Linked DNA regions of Homo sapiens: regions 1 and 2 are each linked to region 3. A link is a loop called in an ENCODE intact Hi-C map of the cell type or tissue named here. Cell type or tissue: heart left ventricle. All regions are shown on one strand. Each heading gives the region's core, and the rest is flanking DNA. Links, peaks and the distances in the headings are about the cores only. Region 1 overlaps MICAL3 (microtubule associated monooxygenase, calponin and LIM domain containing 3). Region 2 overlaps MICAL3 (microtubule associated monooxygenase, calponin and LIM domain containing 3). Region 3 overlaps MICAL3 (microtubule associated monooxygenase, calponin and LIM domain containing 3).

Evidence for each region. Hi-C counts contacts between places; a loop is a spot of excess contacts. Peaks named below come from ENCODE experiments on the same cell type or tissue, not always from the same donor. Only the 100,000 strongest peaks of a DNase experiment are listed, where the experiment ranks them.
Region 1: a loop joins it to region 3, with 2.7 times the contacts of the local background. A loop is called at or near these places in 64 of 110 quality-filtered maps.
Region 2: it touches region 3 in a loop (8-fold over the local background); 57 of 110 quality-filtered maps call a loop at or near these places.

What each region holds. Positions count from the first base shown.
Region 1 is chr22:17,886,206-17,891,205 of GRCh38, reverse strand. It overlaps MICAL3 (microtubule associated monooxygenase, calponin and LIM domain containing 3), which reads left to right. Exons shown (of 32, transcript NM_015241.3): 13 at 1,976-2,172; 14 at 3,771-3,883; 15 at 3,974-4,036. Among named protein-coding and RNA genes, the nearest start is that of MIR648, 92 kb to the left of the region's middle. In heart left ventricle, for the core only: a CTCF peak has its summit at 2,169; no DNase peak of the experiment used is centred there; H3K27ac peaks cover 2,577 bases.
Region 2 is chr22:17,904,707-17,915,732 of GRCh38, reverse strand. It overlaps MICAL3 (microtubule associated monooxygenase, calponin and LIM domain containing 3), which reads left to right. Exons shown (of 32, transcript NM_015241.3): 2 at 8,847-9,184; 3 at 10,894-11,026. The coding sequence starts at 8,921. Among named protein-coding and RNA genes, the nearest start is that of MIR648, 71 kb to the left of the region's middle. RefSeq lists enhancers at 4,390-4,659, 4,670-4,719 and a silencer at 4,916-5,210. In heart left ventricle, for the core only: no CTCF peak of the experiment used is centred there; no DNase peak of the experiment used is centred there; H3K27ac peaks cover 3,070 bases.
Region 3 is chr22:17,827,622-17,832,621 of GRCh38, reverse strand. It overlaps MICAL3 (microtubule associated monooxygenase, calponin and LIM domain containing 3), which reads left to right. Exons shown (of 32, transcript NM_015241.3): 21 at 515-768; 22 at 4,841-4,978. Among named protein-coding and RNA genes, the nearest start is that of LINC00528, 53 kb to the right of the region's middle. In heart left ventricle, for the core only: CTCF peaks have their summits at 2,258 and 2,467 (motif pointing left); a DNase peak (open chromatin) is centred at 2,451; H3K27ac peaks cover 1,426 bases.

The sequences.
Region 1 (5,000 bases), core at 1-5,000, 59 kb before region 3:
GGTTTTGACACCCACCTGGGCCTGTTAGCTTCCCACAAAGGAAAACTGTTTATTGGCCCCGGTTGAACTCTTCATTTCGGCCAGCTGTCTCTCAAATTCTATGGGTCACAAGGGAAACCTGGCTAGAACATTTGGCCAGCTCAAGGCAAATGTGTCACTACTAACAAAGCAAAACATCATGAACAGTTGACCAATTTATGATGGTTCATTGGTATTTTCTCTGTGTTAAAGACTGCGTTTTTTACAGACATACTCTGTTGTCCTACCCACCTATCCCAGTGACATCTCCTTTGGCCATTCTCCACTCACCTGTCTACAGAATCAGAGTTCTAGGGTGACCCCAGGTCAGCTGCGGGGACCAGCACACCCAGGTTCCCCCATCGGCATTTGTTACCACGGAAGCCAAACCGAAGGATTCAGAAGCAGAGCATGTTGCATTATTTTGGTTTCCTGTCCTTTTCATCATTAGGTCCACTTAAGGGGCCAATTTCTGTTTGTTTTGTTTAATGATTGCTTAAGGAATCCTACAAGATATAGTTGCTATTTATATGATGGTTATAAACTGACAAGGCAAGAGCTGGTAAAAATAGCCTTGTGCAGTGTGGATTACAAATGGGGATTTCTGGTGTGCTTGGATGGAGGTAAGTGACCTCTGGTGCTCCTGTCACTTAGCTCACCCAGAAGTTGATAGCAAGTAAGTAAAAATAGGGCTTATTCACTCCTGCCAAAGAAAGGGGGTAGGGCAAGGAAGAGCAGCTTGGGAAAGATTGTGATCAGTGGCAGAGGATGGGCAGGTGAGTCAGCTCTGTTCCAAAGGGAACAGGCAGAAGTGGTTGAGGGAGCCTAGCAGGTGGGGGTGGAGGGGCGCCTGGAGAAGGTTAGGGGACCGTCTTCTAGGAAGGCAAAGCAGCACAGGGACAGCGCGGCACTGTTCAGCAGCAGTGAGGTCATAGTTTCAGAGGCTGAACCTATGGTGAGGAGGAGTTTGAGAAAATGGAAAATGCTGTGGGATCCTAGATTAACACAGAATTAAGGGCTGCTGGGTTAACCTGAAGTCATGTAAAGAAGAATGCGATCAGTCTTCTGAAAAGCAAGAGGCTTAAACCCAGTAGGAAATGGCCATTAATCTAAATAGGAAACTTAGCAATGGAAAAATTTTTTGAGGAGGATTTTGGAATTTCCCCTCCAGGAGAAGGCTAAGATTGATCAGAGCTGATTTAGTACCTTAACAGCTTGTCAGGTCTAAGGGCCATGGTGGGTGATAGTCCCAGGCCTGTAGGAGCAATCTGATCCAAATGGGAGATGTATCATGTTTTGACATTAGTTTAATGTGGATGGGCCATACACAAGGATCAAGATATATTAAAGATAGTTCCTATTATTTTTTATTTTTATTTTTAGAGACAGGTCCCGCCCTATTTCCCAGGATAGAGGGCAGTGGCACAGTCATAGCTCATTGCAACCTTGAACTTGCGGGCTCAAGTGATTCTCCTGCCTCAGCCTCCCAAGTAGCTAGGACTGTAGGCATATGCCGCCATGCCTAGCTAATTTTTAATTTGAATTAAATTTTTAATTTAAATTGAACTCCTGGGCTCAAGCAATTCTCCTGCCTCACCCTTCCAAAGTGTTGGGATCACAGGTGTGAACCACTGTGCCCAGCCAGTCCCTATTCTCGAGCTCACATTTTAGTAGTAAATTTGTGTTACTAGAAAAATGAGAGTCGTTTTTTGACTTTCTCCCTTTTTTTCTTTGGTGGGTAGACCTTTCATCACTTCCTGAGGTTGCTTTGCTTTTCCTCAGTAAAAAGAAAAAGAACAAGAGGTGAGATAAGACAGGTTTGCTCTCAAATGTCAGCGATGCACAGCACCCTGGATTTTAGCTGAAAACAGAGAAAGGACGATGACTCCAGGATACTGCGTTTCTGTTTAAGGACTGTCAACCTATCTTGATATGTTTTCCTTGTCCTGTTTCTCAGAGATTTTGATTCTTTGGATGAGCAAAATGTGGAGAAGAATAACCAACTGGCCTTTGACATTGCTGAGAAGGAATTGGGCATTTCTCCCATCATGACAGGCAAAGAAATGGCCTCCGTGGGGGAGCCTGATAAGCTGTCCATGGTGATGTACCTGACTCAGTTCTACGAGATGTTTAAGGACTCCCTCCCCTCTAGCGGTAAGGCCTGGAAGGAGCTGCTTTGCGGCCCCCTGCTGCTGTGCTGTGGCCCGGCTGTTCTTCCTTCCTTCCGACTGTCCCGCAGCAGTGCCACCAAACACAAAGTTACTCTGTGTTTTTACCAGTTAGCTGTCAGGGAAATCTCTGGAGCTTTGCTTCATTGTTTCTCCCTTCTCTAGTAGTGTGTTCTCAACCCCTCCTTTCTTTCTCACTGCATTTATAAAAATGCAGAAATCGTTCCTGTGCCGTCTTTTTCCGTGACCACCACCTTCTAGTGCTCGTGCTCTCAGAGCCAGCCTTTTTGAAGAAGTGGCTTGTGCTTGTGGCCTCTGCTTCTGCACGGCCCAAACTTTGTAACGGGTTATAATCCGGCTTCTCTTCATACCGCGCTACTGCAGCTGTTCCCCAGTGAGGAGGATTCCCACCTCCTACTCTTTTCTCAGTTCCCATCTCTCATGCACTTGCTTTTCTGCATTGTTGAGCACCGGAGAACGATGTCCCTTTTCGTGGAATTATCTTGTCTCCTCTGTGTCTGTGATCCTGAACCACTCTTGTTGCCCTTCTTTCTCCTGTCACTGTGCATTCTCTTGGCTTCTTTCTACTCCTACTTGTTAGCACTTCCCAAAAATCTTTGCTTGTCTCTCAGCTTGCTGTCTCAGGCTCTCATAGTGCTACAAAAAATATTCCTGTTGTCATTAATTGTCCCTTAGAGTAAGTGTAGGTTGAGGCTAGAGTGTTGGCTGTGGGGTCTGACCTGGATTTACAGTATCCCAGGCTTCCACTTGGCCTTAGGCAAGTTACTCAATTTTCCTGTGTCTCACTTTCCGTCAACCTATCTTGTAAAATGGGGTAACGGGTGTAAAATGGGGATAATATGTATAATTACATTGTGATGTGCCAAGAAGGATGTTTGGCCAGTGGAAGTACTTAATAAATGTTAGTGATTTACTATGAATTAATGACTATTTTAAAAATTGCTGTTGTTACTAATGAAACATTGAAATCCAAAAAGCTTGTGTTACCACCCTCCAGTGCTTTCCAGCCCATATATTCTTGTAAGGATCTGTGGCTTTTCCTGGTTAGCCATGACGTTCTTACAACAGAAAGCCACAGCTCTAACATCGACGTACCCATTCAGTGCCACCCCCATCTGTGTGCAGCTCAGAGTGTGGCATCTGCATACACTAAAACCAGGAACCCTGAGTTCATCGCCTCTCTGCTTTTCTCTCTCCCTCCCTCTCTCTCTGTCCTGAAATTTTTGTCACAAAAACGAGCCTTCAGCACTCTGCTGTAACTAACAATCACAGCCAGCTTCCAACTTTTGAAAAGCAAAAGTGCGGGTTTTGGTAACTGTAGTAGATTGGGAAGAAGAGTCATTTTTGTTTATGTGGATGAACAAAAGAAGGTTCAATGTCCATACCCAAGTATGCATTTCCTCCGTGGCGTTTCCTACTGAGACCACATGCTTGTCCTGGAGCTGGTGAACCTTTAGAGCCTTCTGAGGCTCTGCGAACCATCCACGAGGGAGAGTAGTTTTGGTCAGGATTTTGCGGCGCCCTCAAGGGCTGTGCTTGAACATCACTGGTTTCTATTCCCAGACACCTTGGACCTAAATGCCGAGGAGAAAGCAGTCCTGATAGCCAGCACCAGATCCCCTATCTCCTTCCTAAGCAAACTTGGCCAGACCATCTCTCGGAAGCGTTCTCCCAAGGTATGTGGAGGAGTCTCTTGATGGGCTGCAAAGCTAATGGCAAGGTATGTATGGCTAGAATAATGCAGTTTCCCTCCTCCCTTGGTACAGGATAAAAAGGAAAAGGACTTGGATGGTGCTGGGAAGAGGAGAAAGACCAGTCAATCAGAGGAGGTGAGATTCACTTGGGGAATTGCTAGAATGGTCATGTGGAATAGCCCCTTTTGGTTAAAATTCTTCATTTCCACATTGGTATTGCTAGGTCTTTTCATATTCATCCTTTATGAGAATTTCTGTTGGGCTTTTTCTTTTCTTTTTTTTATTTTCTTTTTTTTTTTTTTTTTTTTTTTTTTTTGAGACAAGAGTCTTTCTCCATTGCCCAGGCTGGAGTATAGTGGCACGATCTGGGCTCACTGCAACCTCCACTTCCTGGATTTGGGTTCAAGCAATTCTCCTGCCTCAGCCTCCCAAGTAGCTGGGATTGCAGGCATGTGCCACCACACCCAGCTAATTTTTGTAATTTTTTTTTTTTTTTTTTTGAGACAGAGTCTGGCTCTCTTACCCAGGCTGGAGTGCAGTAGTGCAATCTCGGCTCACTGCAACCTGCACCTCCAGGGTTCAAGCGATTCTCATGCCTCAGCCTCCCAAGTAGCTGGGATTACAGGTGTGCATCACCATGTCCTGCTAATTTTTGTATTTTTAGTAGAGACGGATTTTCACCATGCTGGCCAGGCTGGTCTCGAACTCCTGACCTCAAGTGATCCGCCCACCTTGGCCTCCCAAAGTGCTGGGATTATAGGCATGAGCCACCACACCCGGCCAAATTGTTCTAATTTTTTAGTAGAGATGGGGTTTTACCGTGTTGTCCAGGCTGGTCTCAAACTCCTGGCCTCAAGTGATCCACCCATCTTGGCCTCCCAAAGTCCTGGGATTACAGGTGTGAGCCACCATGCCTGGCCTCTCTGGTTTTTTCTGTGGATGTTTGCCTTTGTTTAATTTTCCAGAGCACACCAGGGATGCACACACGTGCACCAGGGCCTCCTTGTCTCTTTGGTTCATACATGTGTTCGAGGGCAGTGGCTTCCTGGAATGTGGCAGTACCAGCACAGGTCCCAGTACTCTTTATACGGCCCTACCT
Region 2 (11,026 bases), core at 6,027-11,026, 77 kb before region 3:
ACATGTCATCGATAGGCAGGTGTGGGGTGGCTGGTGGGCCTAGATGACCTTTCAGATGGTGCTGAGCCTTGACTGCAGTGTATTTTGTGGTTCTGTGGCAGTGACGACAGGCAGGCGAGACACCTGAGAAACCCCATATTCTGTTCCAGGTTAGTCTCCTGCCAGCTGTGTTTTGGGCCAGCGTCGGAAAGCCTTAGCTGCAGGCTCTGCCCCTGCAAGAGGGAGGAAGCGACCTGACCCGAGTGCCTTGGTAGGACCTTGCATGTTTCCCACAAGTTCTCCGGTCATCTCGTGAGGTATTTCTCTCCCTTCGGACTGCTGGAGGCTTGGCATTCTCTGAGTCCCTGTGTGCAGTGGCCTGGAGGTTGCCCTGTACGGCCTACCAACCAGCCAGCTTCCTGGGTCTGCCCAAGTGTAGGTGACCGGGTAGCCCTTTAATCAGCAGAACCTTATTGAGCACCTGCTGTGTGCCTGGAACTGAGTACATGGTGCTAAGCAGAGTGTTGGGTTGGTGCAAAAGTCAGTGCGGTTTTTGCTATTAAAAGTAACGGCAAAAGTAACTGCACTGACTTCTGCACCGACGTTATAGATTGGATTCCGGCCCTTGAGGAGAACAGCTTTTTTTTGGGATTCTCCTTTGGTTGTGTTTTCCCACATCCTCAATGAGGCTTTCTCCCCACCCAGAGGCCTTTCATCACCCCTGAGGGCAGGGCTCTTAGATTAGTGGGTCAGGAAGGTGTGGGTCTTTTGGTCTGTACTGTTGACAGTGGGCAGGTTGAGGTCCACCTTCTGTCCTTCCCCAAGCTCCTACAATGGATGGAGTAGTATTAGGTGATTGGAAAATGTTTTGTCATTGACTCCTCATAGGCGTTGCTGATGGCTGGGGTGCAAGAGCCTGCCGCAGAATGCCAACTGATACATACTGTGTTAGCACTGTTTTAGTTGCTTAGCCTTTTGGCAGCCAGTAAGAAGAATTACTGTGAAACCAGACTGCTCTCACTGCCATTTGGAAAGGGCTCCATTTCAAAGGAGCAGATGCAGTGATAAATCATGAGGAGAAAAAGAATCCTGTATTGTGTGTCCTTGCTAAATTTACTTGAAACTGCATATCCATTGCTAGCTGGGCAGCTATCTTCCTGGCAGGCAAGTTCCTGCTCTCGGGTGGTTAGGGACTGGAGGCATGCATTCTCATGAGCTTTCATTTCTCAAGCTGTATTCTCAGGTGGTTTTTCATGATGGCTAAGGACTTAGGCTCTCAATTGGACAAGTCTGGACCCAAAACATGCCTTTCCCCATCTGCAAAATGGAGGTCATACATCCTGCCTCGCGGGATGGTGGTGAAGATGCCATAGGCGTGGATGTGGCACCGAGTAGTAACGACTCAGTATCTTCTATCTGTCTTGTTTAACACTACAGTTTAGCAGGACTTACACAGATCTTACTCCTTTAGCACCCCCCTCCACCCAATGCCATTCTCACGCTTTCTAGAACAGATGGAGTGGAGAGGGGAAGAGTGATAATGGAGCAGAGAAAGTTCCAAACCATTTTTCTTTCCTTCAAAAAACAAAACCATCTGAACCCTGTTGTTCCGTTTTTATTTAGACTGAGTATGCGCTTTCATTGCTGGAGTTTATTGATAAACTGCTGGATGATAACAGCGCTACTGTGGGTTGGTCCTTGCTCTGTTCCTGGCACTGATAAACATTTTACATTCGTTACCTTACTTCCTACAAAACCCTGTGATTTTCATTTTACAGATGAGGAGACTGTAGGATGGTGAGCCTCAGGCATTCTTCTTGATTGCTTGTTTTGGGGGTTACTTTGAACGTGAGTTGACGTCATCATCAGTGATTGTGTTTATTGGGTGCCTCGCTATGATTCAGACATTTTAATGTGTTTGGGGTGACAGAACTGCAAGGCAGAGGTCAGGTCACTTCTGACTTACTTCATTTCTCAGCTGCGTGGATGTTCTTAACTTGGTTTTCATGAAGAAATAGGTTGTTAGCAAAGAATAGAAATGAAAATTAGAAAAGATACAACATAAGTGTTAGGACTGTACTACAGTCCTGCAGGATTAGGGACTTGGAAGAGAACCCAGAGGCTATCTGGGTCTGGCTCTTCTCAGATGCCTCTAGAGAGGGGTCATCCACACCCAGCCAAGCAGAGTGCTGGTCATGAGAAAAATGCCACACTCTTGCAGTGTTCCTGTTAGACTGTCACTGCCCGCCCAGGCTGACTGTTGCATTCCTGGATACCACGTTTTGGTAGCACATTGGAAGTCTTTCTCTAACATGTGTCCAGGTCTCCTTCACCTTCCGCAGCCACGCAGGCCAGGCTAGTGCTTTCCCCAGGACCGGTCCTTCAAGTACAGAGCTGCTGGGCTCCATCCTACCCTCGTCACCTCCACAGAAACACGACTTATTTCTACTCCAGGTCGGGTTATAGCGCAGAGACCCAGTCCCTGCCCTAAGGAAGTTCACAATGGAGGAGAGAGACATTTAAATAATGTCCTTGCAGAGTGGCAGGAGCAGATGAGGAGTGCAGCCGGGTGACAGGCAGGAGAGGGGAAGGGCACAGTGGTGGGGGGAGGAGCTGGCTTCATGTTTCCTCTCCATCCTGCTGAGTGTCAGCTTGATGATAAATAGGATGGAGAGTCAGGATAGATCCCAGGATGCAATACATGTGGATTCAATACCTTCTCATGATAGAAATACTCACCAGACTAGGAATAGAAGAAAATTACCTTCACCTAGTAAAAGCCATATGCGAAAAACCATGGTACGTGTTATGTTCAACAGTGAGAGACAGAAAGCTTTTCCTCGTATGATCAGGAACAAGACAAAGATGCCCACTTTTGCCTCTTCTATCCAACATAATCCTGAAGTTCTATCCAGAGCAGTTAGGCCAGAAAAAGAAATTAAAAGGCATCCAAATTGGAAAGGAAGACAGTTATCTCCATTTGTAGATGATATGATCTTATGTGTAGAAAATCCTACAGATTCCACCAGAAAAACCTGTTCAAGGCTAGTACATAAATCCAACAAAGTAGCAGGATACAAAGTTAATACACAAAAATCAGTTACATTTTTATATACTAATAGTGAACAGTCTGAAAAGGAAATGATGAAAATAATTGTCTACAGTAGCATCAAAAATAATAAAACACTTAGGAATTAGCCAAGGAGGTGAAAGCCTTGTACAGTGAAAACTAAAAAACATCACTGGAATAAATTAAAAGATAAATGAGAACAAATTCACGCTTATGGGTTGGAAGACTTACTATTGTTAAGATGTCACAATTACCCAAACAATACACATTCAGTGTAATCCCTATCAAAATCCCAATGATTTTTTTTTTTTTTTTACAGAAATAGAAAAACCCATCCTAAAATTTACATGGAATCTCAAGGGACCCTGAATAGCCAAAACAGCCCTTCTAAAGGAGACCAAAGCTGGAGGACTCATGCCTCCTGATTTCAAAACTTACTATAAAGCTATACTAATCAAAACAGTGTGGTACTGACATAAAGGCAGACATATAAACCAATGGAATACAATAGAGGGCCCAGAAACATACCCTAACATATATGGTCAAACTATGTTTTGTTAAGAGATGGGGTCTTGCTATGTTGCCCAGGCTGGAGTCTAGCTCCTGGGAGGATCAAATAATCCTCCTGCTTCAGCCTCATGCACCTCACTTACGGTCAAATTATTTTTGACAAGGATACCAGGACTACTCAGTACGGAAAGGACAGGCTTTTCAAATAATGATGCTAAGTTGCCTATGTTGAAGGAAGACAGATCAGGAGCCCGAGGCATGTTGGCGATTTGGGTCCTGGTTTCTGAGGGAAAATATGATCAAGTGTTCCTCTCCACCTACTTTTTTCTTTTTTTGGTTTTTGAGACAGGATCTTGCTCTGTTTCCCAGGCTGGAGTGCAGTGGCATGATCATGGCTCACTGCAGCTTCGACCTCCTGGGCTCAAGCAATCCTCCCACCTCAGCCTCGCATGTAGATGGGACCACAGGCGAATGCCACCACACCCAGCTAATTTTTTTGTTTTTGAAGAGACAGGATCTCACCGTCTTGCCCAGGCTGGTCTTGAACTCCTGGGCTCAAGTGATCTTCCTACCTTGGCCTCCTAAAGTGCTGGGATTACAGGCATGAGCCACCTCACCTGGCCTTCCACCCGCTTTCAAGATCTGTTTAGATGAGACATACCTCTGACTGAATGGGCTAGGGGAAGGCGCAGTTCACAGATTGCTGTGTAAGATTCAGAAATTTGCACGTTCGCTGGTGTGTTCATGGTGCATTGGCTAGGGAGAAAACTAAGCTTCACTCTGATGCCATACTCTTGAAGTGTCATTCTTTTTTGTTGTTTTGTTTCTTTTTTTTTTTCTATTTTTAAACATGATTCTCCTTTCTACTCCCCCACAAACATCCAGCTACCTCTTCTAAGAGCTAGAGATTGAGTGTTCTCATAGCCAGCCAGAAGTCAGTGACAACCTTCAACTATTGTTATAAATAGAAACATAACCATGTCCTGCGTGTGCTTCAGAGGCCGTCTCTGCAGTGCCATCCTCCACAGCCAAGGCCCATGCGGGGCTTCTGAGTCAGCAGTCAGCTGCTGCGGACAAAACATGCAGGCTGGAGTCAGCTGGCAGAGACTCACAGATGCCTGGAAACCTGGCATCACCTCCTCTTCCTCCCCCAGCCCCCAACCCGGCTCCTCACTTCCTCTACCCCTTCCTTGCACACCTTGGCTTTTCAGTTTCTGGGATTTCTGGCACCTTCCTGCCAGGTTTCCTGGTCTCCAGGTTCCTGTGATTATGAACTGTACACAGGGTGGTGCAGGACAGGCCAGGAGGAGCATGATCTGGCTTTGACCTTAAGGAATGAGGGAAATGGGGGCGGTAACAGAAATAGCCCTGCTCTGCTGTGCTTCCCGGCTGTTGTCAGAGCCAAGGAGAATGCCGGGTAAGCCCCTTGCAGAGTGAGACAGGCCCAGCCCAGCAGAGCCACAGAGCAATGCTGTCACACTCTGGAGGAGTCTTTGCGCTGCAGTCATCATTCAGCTGCAAAGCAGGAAAAGTGAGGCAGCCCAAGGGAATTCATCTTGTGTCGTCTTACCTTGGGTGCCGGTCGCATTGTTCCAGGAGCCATCCTGCCTCTGTTCATCCATTGTCACCAGTGCCCTGCAGGTCGAAATCTCTTCGGCCGGGGAATTAAAACTTGCCTGCTGGTTGGCTCTGCAGCTCTCTGGGAGCTGTGGCTGACATCTGTTAATTTAAAAGTGTTTTCACTAGCAGAAGGATTGGGGACAGTTATTAGTGAAGCCGTTCCTCTGTAGTGGGGTTTGATTTGGAAATTCTTTGTGGCGGTTAGCAGCTCTTTGGAAGTGAATTATTTCAAACCGAGTGGGTGACAACCAGCCATGGGGTTGTTAGCTCACACGTAAGAACTCTTCTTGGGAAATAAGTGCCCAAGACCCTCTTTCAGGGTAGGTGTAAGCCAAGGCAGGCGCTATGACGGGAAGGATTTTGGAGTTATGGGTTGCAGGACCTTTAATGTATTGGCTTCAGCAAGAATGTCATGGTTCTGAGTGCTCTGAATCCTGGCAAGGAGTTGAAAGTGGCTACTGTTTAGAAACAAAGAAAAGTCATTTTCTTCTTTGACATGAGGTAGCGGTGGATCAGACCCAGTGTATGCAAAGCTTACCAAACACTGTGACTCTGGTGGAGTTCAGGTTGACTGTGAATGCAGGCAGGGCACACAGGGTCAGGATTGTGCCATGCTGTGTGCTTGTCAAAGAGCAAGTGAAGCCTCAGAAGTCCCACAAAGAGGTCAGGAGGCAAAGAGGGTCCCTGATGTAGAAAATGGTGTGGGACCTTTGTTTCTAGTCATGGGTTGTCAGCTGTCACCATTTCTCCTGCCTTCACATAAGCACATCTGCTCTTTCCTGCCCTACAAGCCATCTTTTGACTTTCTAACATTTCTAAGATAAGCCTTGGCTTGTAAGATAAATAATGGGCCCTTTTTAGGAACTGTAAAGTATTTCTCTTGCTGCTACCTAGAATAAAACCTTTCTTTTTTGGGGAAACTGAATGTTAATTCCAGTTAACTCCATTTCTTGCTGGCCTCTTGGCCATGTGGCTATTGAGAGAAGCTATGTGTGTTAACAGTGTATTGTTTTTGTTTTGTTTTGTTTTGAGACAGGGTCTCACTCTGTCGCTGAGGCTGGAGTGCAGTGGCACAATCTCAGTTCACTGCAAGCTCCGCCTCCCGAATTCAAGCAATTGTCATGCCTCAGCCTCCTGAATAGCTGGGATTACAGGCGTGTGCCACCACACCTGGCTAATTTTTGTATTTTTTGGTAGAGATAGGGTTTCATCATGTTGGCCAGGCTGGTCTTGAACTCCTGACCTCAAGTGATTCACCCACCTCGGCCTCCCAAAGTGCTGGGATTACAGGCATGAGCCACCACACTGGGCCAGCAGTATAGTTTTTAATATCTAGAGCCAGGAGGGTTTGTTGAGTACGTGATATATTTGAGGCGAAAAGCCCAGCCAGTGTGTTCCATCTGCAATGTATCCTCCACATTATGTGACGAGTGTTGTGTCTGTTGACATAGAAAATATAAGGTGGAGAGGGCAGTTCCTTGTATTTAGTTACAACTTTCTCTCATGAAACTTAAGATGCATCTCATTTGGTTTGGTTTAATCCTGTGATACCATGGTGAGGTGCGGAGAGAAGTGGCATGTCATTTCTACTTCACACTGCTGCTCAGTGTGCTTACCCAAAGTAAGAGCTTCAGGGCCTCTTCTGTATCATTCTGGAACATGGTGCCTGTCTTCCAAGAGTTGGTTTCAGCAGCACCTGCAGCTGAATAGTGGGCAGTCTCTTGCTTCTACATGCCTGCTGAACGTAGTGCATCAACCACTCCCTTCCTCTGTCTGCACCCAACCCCAAGGGTACATCTTTAAAGCAAAGTCCAGTCCAGTTGTGTTGGTCACTCTCGTGGTGAATTGGTGATGTGCCTGTGCTGGGCCATTGTGATGAGAGCACCAGGAGCAAGTGCTGTGGGCATGTGGATTTCTCAGCAGTAGCCTTGGAGAACTTCAGAAGTGAAAGTCTTGGCCAGGCTCACACCTGTAATCCCAGCACTTTGGGAGGCCGAGGCGGGCAGATCACGAGGTCAGGAGATTGAGACCATCCTGGCTAACACGATGAAACCCCGTCTCTACTAAAAATACAAAAAATTAGCCGGGCGTGGTGGCGGGTGCCTGTAGTCCCAGCTACTTGGGAGGCTGAGGCAGGAGAACGGAGTGAACCCAGGAGGTGGAGCTTGCAGTGAGCAGAGATCGCACCACTGTATTCCAGCCTGGGCAACAAAGCGAGACTCCATCTCAAAAAAAAGAAAAAAAGAAAGTCTTAGGGGCGCTGTCTAACCTCCTTGTCTTACACACAAGGAAACTGAGGGTTCGTGCAACAGTGCTTACCCAGAGTTGTGCAGCGGGGTCGTGCAGCTGGGGTCTGGCTGTGTGGGCTCAGCCCTGTGGTCACACTCGTCTTGTCACCCTGACCCACTCTCTACTCACTAGTTTTGTCCTTTGTCCTTTTGCCTCCCACCTTCCAATACAGTTCCAGTGGTGAGGTTTCATCAGATGTGACGCAAAAACGATTCTGCAGACTCACAGGAGCCGGTGGGTGCAGGAGTACACGCGGTGCCATCTCCCACCTCCCAGCCTCTGTCCAGCAGACTCACTGGACGTAGGTGTGCGGACATTTCCATAGGTGGAAGGCATAGATATCGTCATTTACTGCTGTTCAATTCGATTCAGGGTGAAAATGGAATGACTGTGAAGTCTCCCAACCCTGTACCTTACGCAATAGCAGGACTTCTTCAGTTCTTTTAATCCCTGCCAACTTTGACACTCTCGAACTTTCTGCTCCTTAGACTTCTGTGATGCTGCTGGTTGGTTCTCTTCAGACCTCTCCCTACTGTTCCTCATCTTTTAAGAGGGCTCATCTTTCTCTCCCAGCCTCTTGAAGGTGGGGCCTCCTGGATCTCTTCCAGAGTCTGCGGCTCTTCTGCCCTGTGCACTCTCCTTTCGTGATCTTCCTGCTTTTGTATGCTTAGCTACTGCCCGTGTGCCAGCGACTCCCAAATCTGGATCTGCGTCCCCAGCCACTCCCTGAACTTCACATTTGTACCGACTTCCCGGTAAGCACCTCCACTTGGAGCTCACGTGTGCAGGTGAGGAAGGGGCTCACTGCTCCACTGGCACCAAGGAGTGCTTCTGTTTTTAATCCATTGGCCTGATGTCTCCGTTTAATCCGGGGCCTAAGCTGGAAACCTGGGAGTTATCCTTGCCTCTTTGATCTGTACGAGTCACTCAGGCCTGTCTTTGTCACTTTCCCATGTCCTACACCTCTTCCCTGCCTGGCTAACATTTATGCTGAGAGACTCAGCTGTCACCTCTCAGAGGCTCGCCTTCAGTGGGGACCCCCCCCCTTCACCACCAATAGTGACTTAGATCCTCTTTCTCTGTTTCCGAGATGGCCTTGTGTCTCCCTCTCTAGTGGCACTTGGTACAGTCCATTGAGACATTCTGTGTCTGTGTCTGCCTCGTCTCCTAGACTGTCAGATCCTTGAGAGCAAGAACCATCCTGCTCACCTTTCCAGCCCCAGTGTTTCGTAGTGCCTGGAGTATTGCAGGTGTGCAGTCCACACTTATGGATGGATGACTGCGACACTTTAGAACTCTGCTTTGAAGAGGAATATGTCTCCTGGAGAATGTTTGTAGACAGAGAAATGCTAACCACGTTTTTCTTTCTTTTTGTCAGATTAACGTGACAGTGTCAGGTGGACCCACAGCCATCCCACCTCCCCCTCTGGGGAGTGCTGAGAGTGAGGCAGCATGGAGGAGAGGAAGCATGAGACCATGAACCCAGCTCATGTCCTCTTTGACCGGTTTGTCCAGGCCACCACCTGCAAGGGAACCCTCAAGGCTTTCCAGGAGCTCTGTGACCACCTGGAACTAAAGCCAAAGGACTACCGCTCCTTCTATCACAAGCTCAAGTCCAAGCTTAACTACTGGAAAGCCAAAGCCCTCTGGGCAAAATTGGACAAACGGGGCAGTCACAAAGACTACAAAAAGGGAAAAGCGTGCACTAACACCAAGGTAAGCTTTGCTCCTGTTGGGCCCTGGGGTCACTGACGAGATGCCTTCTCCCTCAACAACGTCTTGCATCTCTGGCCATTCACCATATATGATCTACAAGGTCTGGGTGCCAAGAAGTTCTATGGCAAGTTCTGTGCCAGAGCCATCGACCATATCCAGGTGCCAAAGAGGAGGATTGAGTTAGAGGTAGGCTGAGTGAGAACCAGGCAAAGTCTAGCCACAACCTAGCATAAGAAATCAGGCTTCAACCCTGTTGAAATTTTGTGGATGTCTAACCTCTTTTTGTTTGACTTGCATGACCCAGACCCTGTTTTAAGCATGTTTCATGTATTTACATATTGAGCGTTCAAAGTTTCAAGTATTTAAGAACAACCAAAGTCAAGTGGCATGGGAACCTTTTATTTTGCTGAAGCTCTCTTTTGAACCTCACGTGGTTCGGAGGATGCAGGTCACTTAGCAGGGACATAGCCAAGCCCTGCTGGTATCCTGTCTGAACACGGCTTTGGGGTTCTTGGCATGTCCTCTTTCCAAAGTTCCATACTCAGTAGCTGGTAAGGTATACTGTTTGCGAACTTGGCATTTGCCACAAGCTTCCAACCTCTTCCCATCCATGTTCCAAAAGTCTGTTTTGATTCATAAGCAAGGACTTTGTGAACCAAAGTATTTCTGTTGCTTTCTTCACCATGTGGAGAAATGGGGTTTCCACGAAGCAGGTAGGCCCAAGCAAAGACCTGAGTTATGCACTTGCCTTTGTCGGGGTAGGTGCGAGGAAGCGGATATGGAGAGGTACATTTCCTGCTTCCCTCCTTAGAAGAACACCTAGTGTGAGAAGTTTGGAACAAGCTAGCAGGGACACAAATTTGCAGATGACTTCATGGCTACGTTATGTTCTTTCACGAGCTTTAATTTGTGCAATAGGGGATACCTAGAGCCCCACCCCCAGTGGATTTGCATTTGGGTAGATATTCATCAGCAAAATTCAAGAACTGTAAAGGCATGACTTTCATGAGTGAGTACTGGACTCCACTAAGAACAAAACAAAAACAAAGCCAAAAGCATTGCACGTTTTCCTTCCGCACACACAGAGCAAACTACTTAAGATATGTGTCCAGTCTCCTGCTCAGTACTTCTCTGGAGTGTGGATTTTCGAGATCATGTTCCTGGACGTTCAGTCTAGAAATGGGGATTTTGGAACTCTTATTAGCACACAAAACTTTGGCTCTTGAAAATTGCTTCCCGGGAATCATGTGTGTGGTAGACTCATTCCAGGAGGCTTGAGATTGCCTGGAGTGTGTATGTAGTACTCTGTATCTCTTTGGACAGAAATCTGCCTGACCTAGAAACCTTCGAAATGGTCCTCTCCTGTTGATGTAAGATTGTATTTGATTGTCATATCGTTTGTTGAGATGATGGCCACTTAAATATGCTGCAGATCAAGGGCCTTCCAGGCTGTCCAAGGTGAACAGGTGCCGAGCTTGTGTCTAGCACTGATGGTTCTGTCTTCTCCATTCATGGTGGTGATCACTAGCTCTTCTCTTAAGCCATGGCAGGTGCTCTGCTGTGACCCACGTAGGTGTGAAGGTTTCTTGGCAGTGGGGAGAATAGCCCTATTTCGGGGCTTTAGGGAGTGATGATCTTACAATCATGAGACTTCTTGAGAATTGTTTGTTGGAAGTGCCGCCTGCCCTGAAAGCAGCTGTGTTTTTCAGTGTCTCATCATTGGGGCTGGCCCCTGTGGTCTCCGTACAGCCATCGACTTATCCTTACTGGGGGCCAAGGTGGTTGTTATTGAGAAACGAGATGCCTTCTCCCGCAACAACGTCTTGCATCTCTGGCCATTCA
Region 3 (5,000 bases), core at 1-5,000:
TGGGTTTATATCAGAATGAGTCCACTGCCCTGCTTGTGCCCTCGAGGCCGTCTATGAAACGTAAACCAGCGATCTCAGTGTTTGCTGCTTGAAGCACCCTGAGGGATGGGGCTGTGGCTTGAGTTTGAGCGGCTGCAGTCAGGAACTTCCATGGGCTCCGTGAGGAGCTGCTCTCCCAGTTCTGCACACTCCCCTCCACAGGCAGAGGCTGGGCCAGACCCACAGGCAGCCTTCGGTGGTCCCCTCCCTACCCCATCCACCTGAGGAGAAGTGCGTGAGGTCTGTGAGCAGGAGGCATTCTTCCCTTTGTCCCCTTAGTCGGGCTTGGGTAGGTGGCTTCTCATGCCCAGGTACCCTGTCCTGCTGATGCCGCTCTCTCCTCCCTCCTGTCTCTCTCCGCCTGCTCAGCAGCTGCTTTGCCTGACATGCATTGTTTCTGATGGTGGCCCTTCCCCTTCCCCTTCTCAGTTTTTCTTCATTCCCTCACTCTGGCTATGTGGTTATTTCCTCACAGTAGTTCCGAGTCTGAGATGGAGGAGGAGGGAGAGGAGGAGGAGGAGGAGCCTCGCCTGCCCCCATCTGACCTGGGTGGTGTTCCGTGGAAGGAGGCCGTGCGGATCCATGCCCTTCTGAAAGGGAAAAGTGAAGAGGAGCTAGAGGCCTCAAAGAGCTTTGGGCCTGGGAATGAAGAGGAGGAGGAGGAGGAGGAAGAATATGAAGAGGAGGAGGAGGAGGACTATGACGAGGAGGAGGAAGAGTCCAGTGAAGGTCAGAACAAAATCTCTGCTCCGAACTCTGCCCTGCCCCCCAAAGTGATCTGTTTCATGCGTGAGTGTAAGAGGTTTCTGGGGCTGACGTCACACGGACGTGCCTCCTGCACAGCCCAGGGACCACCCCTCCTGACATAAGACATGGGGGGCAGAGGGGAGGACACCGTAGCGTTGAGCAGGCGGTTGGCAGTGGAAGTAATGTCCCTTGTGCACATTGGTTTAGAAACTGGAAGTGGAAGGCAGAGAGCCAGTCCAAGTACTCATCCAAGTTAGGCCACTCCTACTTGTCTCCACCTCGTTTTCTCTTTTTGCCCTGTAGTTTCAGTTGAAAAAATTAATAAGGAAAGGGAATTTAGCTTTCTAGAGGATTCCCTGATCCTAGTCTAGGGTTTCGGAGGTGGCTATGAGCTTAGTGCCCACTGGATGGGGCTCAGTTGATGGCACGCAGGGCAGCGTTTTGGGGACAGTGTCCTGAAGGGATACTCAGGCCCAGGGGCCAGCCACTCTGGCTGGTTCTGAAATAGTCTCTTGCCTTGGACTTGAGATTTTTCAATTCTGCCCCATCTCTGGGTGTGTGTGGCCTCAAGTGATGAGGAGGGACTTGCTGGGCCTGTGCAGGAGAGAAGGCCATTCTTTCTCTGCTCCAGCAGCGCAGAAGTCTGGGGGGTGGTGAAGACGGAGCCAGGGCAGGTGGAGATCTGAGTCCCCAAAAGATAGATGTGGAGTGAGCAGGAAGGACATGACCTTTAATTTCTGAGCACCAGTGACTCCCTGCAGCGGTCAGAGGATCGGTTGAGTTCTCAGTGACCCCAGGCCCTGCAGAGCTGGCACTGTGCTCATCTCTGCTTCTCCTGGCACCTGTGTGCTTGCTGCCCAGTCCCATCCGGGGGTCTGTTTTCTCTGGCACACAGGGCTGAGCCCTTGCCTGACAGGGCTCATGTTCCTGATCCAGTCCCCTGGGAGCTGTGCAGCTCCAGGATGTTGGCCCCAGTGAGGTGGGTTAGCAGAAGGAACCGCACCGTTGGGCGTCCGCGAGAACAGCTGGCGTCAGGGACTTCCTCGGGCTCCCTAAGGACCTGCTCTCCCAGTTCTCTACTCTTCCCTCTGAGGCAGAGGCTGGGCAGGACCCACAGGCAGCCCTTAGTGACCCGCACTCCACACCCTGTCTGCCTTAGGAGAAATGGGGTCTGTGAATCTGGGCTCTCCCTCCATGCTGCCGTGTCTGCGGAGCCAGGTGCCGGCGTGGCCTCTGCTAGCCAGCAGAGTGAGCATGCACAGCTGGTCCAGGGCACGGTGTTTTGTTTGCACTGTTCCAGACATCGTCATCTCCATCTGATGATGATCACTCGGCAGCTTTGAGCCCTGGCACAGCTTCGGGTCGAAGCACGTTCCCTTTTCAGGAGAGTTGAGCCGAGCTTTCCTTCACGCAGACTTAATTTCCTGGACTTAGTGCTAACGTCAAGACCAAACCTGTAGGAAAAGAGCTTTAACTACACAAACACATACTGACAGATTCAGCCAAACTCCGAGAGTCCCAGACCGGAGCCTGTGTCCCTAGCGCAGGTGTGTCTGTCGGGCAGCCGACGGTGCCTGTGCAGGCAGTGGCTGGACACCACTACTCCCTTCTCTTCCCTCCCTGCTTGATCGCGCTGTGGGATTCCTGATGCTGTGTGGGTCTCTGGCTCCCCCTGCTGTAGAAGGGGAGTACTGCCCCTGGGACACAGAACTGCAAGGCCAGTGGCGCCAGGTACCTCCCACAGGAAGAAGATTTGAGGACATTTAAAGGTACCCACTTTACCCCGTGCCCACCTTCTACCCCAGCTCCCTGGCAGCCATCCAAAATTTGCCTCCAAGAGCATGTCTCACAGACAAAGGTCTGTGTTTTATGGAACTGTGCTGACGGGCTCTGCACACATCTCACTGGGCTACTCTCCCTGGTCCCAGCCTGCCCAGACAGTCAGGCGCAAAGTAACATGTGAGTCAGAAGAGGTTCTGGAGGAAGTTGGAGAAGGCTCCAGAAGTGGCCTCATGGAATGCGGCCCCATCTATGCCGCATATGTTTTACTGCAAGCTCATCTCCAGCCAAGACTTGGCTCCTTCTCTGATGCAGGAAACCTATCGCCAGTGCAGGTGCCTTTAATGTTTCTCTGAGAAAGGAGGAAATGCTGGCTTGTGCTGTCGATAAGTCCCCAAGGCTGCATGTATTAGCAGGAAGCACAGCAGGACTCTGAGAGAAGAATGTGTCTCTTCTCTTTGTTGCTGAGAAGGTAGAGAAAGGCCCTGCACTCTTTGACTTACCTTCCTCAGTCCTGTGCATCCAGGCTGTTAGGTGACTCTGCTGTGACTTAGTCCCACCCAGCACCATAAAGAAAGGCAAATTGACGGCCGGGTGCAGTGGCTCATGCCTGTAATCCCAGCACTTTGGGAGGCCGAGGCGTGTGGATCACCTGAGATCGGGAGTTTGAGACCAGTCTGACCAACATGGAGAAACCCTGTCTCTACTAAAAAATATAAAAAATTAGTCGGGCATGGTGGCACATGCCTGTAATCCCAGCTACTTGGGAGGCTGAGGCAGGAGAATTGCTTGAACCTGGGAGGCGGAGGTTGCGGTGAGCTGAGATCGTGCCATTGCACTCTAGCCTGGGCAACAAGAGCGACACTTCGTCTCAAAAAAAAAAAAAAAAAAGGCAAATTCACCTCAGAAAAAGTCCACAAATCTATAGAGACCAGCAACATCTATAGAGACCAGCAACTCCAACAAGGGGCTAATACTCCACATACGGCTTGCAGGGCCAGCAACAAATCTATAGAGACTAGCAGCTCCAACAATGGGCTGATACCCCACATACGGCAGAGCACAGGGCCAGCATCACACTGGGTGGTCTTGCTGGTCCTTTCTGCCCATTTCACATTCCCTGTTGCTTGAAGAGGCTGTCATAGTGACTGAAGCCAAGGCCAGATTGTCTGGTTAGACTCAGAGGAGGCATGTCACCCATTCCCAGATGGAAGCTGGCTCCTGGCAGGAACACGAATCCTTCAGATCAGGTGGCACCTGCTGAACAGCCACCTTCCCTTCCCAGTTGCTAGCTGTCCCTTTATCTTAACCCAACTGTGTGGCACGGTCCAAGCACTAAGTACAGGGATCCCACAGGGCAGGGATCCAGAGGGGCCACTGGTGAGTTTCCATGTAGCTGAGAAACCAGGCCTTGTTTCCAGAGGTGATAAGCAGGGCACCACATGGAGTTCTCAGGTGAGGGCTTTGACCTCAGAGAGCTGTTGGTCTCATTCTCGCCTGTGAAATTCCAAGGGTTTGGAAACGTACATGAAAGAGCTCTGCTTCCCTCCCAGCCATCACCTCCCCTGACTCTACCCTCCACTGGGATCCGTGTCCTTGCCTCAGACCCAGCATGCAGCATGAGGCCCACTAAGGGACGGGGACTTTTTCTCTCCAGCAGCAGCTCCAGCTGCAGAAGATGCAAACCGAAGTGCCAGCAAAGTCTATCTCTGTCCTGTGTGAGCTGGCCGGCTGGCGGCAGAATGACACAATCTCTTCCCACCTCTCTCGTCACCTGGCCATCAGCTGGGCGAGTGGTGGTGGGCACCTTGCTGTGTGACCAGCAGAGGGGCAGGATAGTGCATCCTGGGGTCTCACACTGTGCTAGGGACAAAGCAGGTCCTTGTGACCCCTTGGGGCTGGGCCTGCAGAAGCAGGCTGGAATCTGCTCTTTTTCCATCTTGGTGCATGGGCCCCCTGAATGCAGCTCAGGATGAAAGGAGCCTCAGAAAGGAATGTGTGATTCTCTTCACTGAATTGAATGGTACATATACGGCTGGAAATGACCAGGTCACACTGAATGAGCAGAAGGACTGTGCGTGTGTGTCTGTGTGTCCATGCGTCTGTGTGTGTGTGTGTGTGTATACATGTGCATACATGTTCTTAATTTTTACTTCTTTCTGATTCATACTGACCCTGGCCAATGCTGTAACTTCTCTTTCTGTTTCCTTTCCCATGCTATTTCATCCCCTCCTTCCCCACCTCATTTCTCCACCCCTTGACCCTGGGACACTAGCCGGGAACCAGAGGCTCCAGCAGGTCATGCACGCGGCGGATCCTCTGGAGATCCAGGCTGACGTGCACTGGACTCATATCCGTGAGAGAGAGGAGGAAGAGAGGATGGCGCCGGCCTCTGAGTCCTCTGCTTCCGGAGGTAAACACTCCCAGCCCCAGGC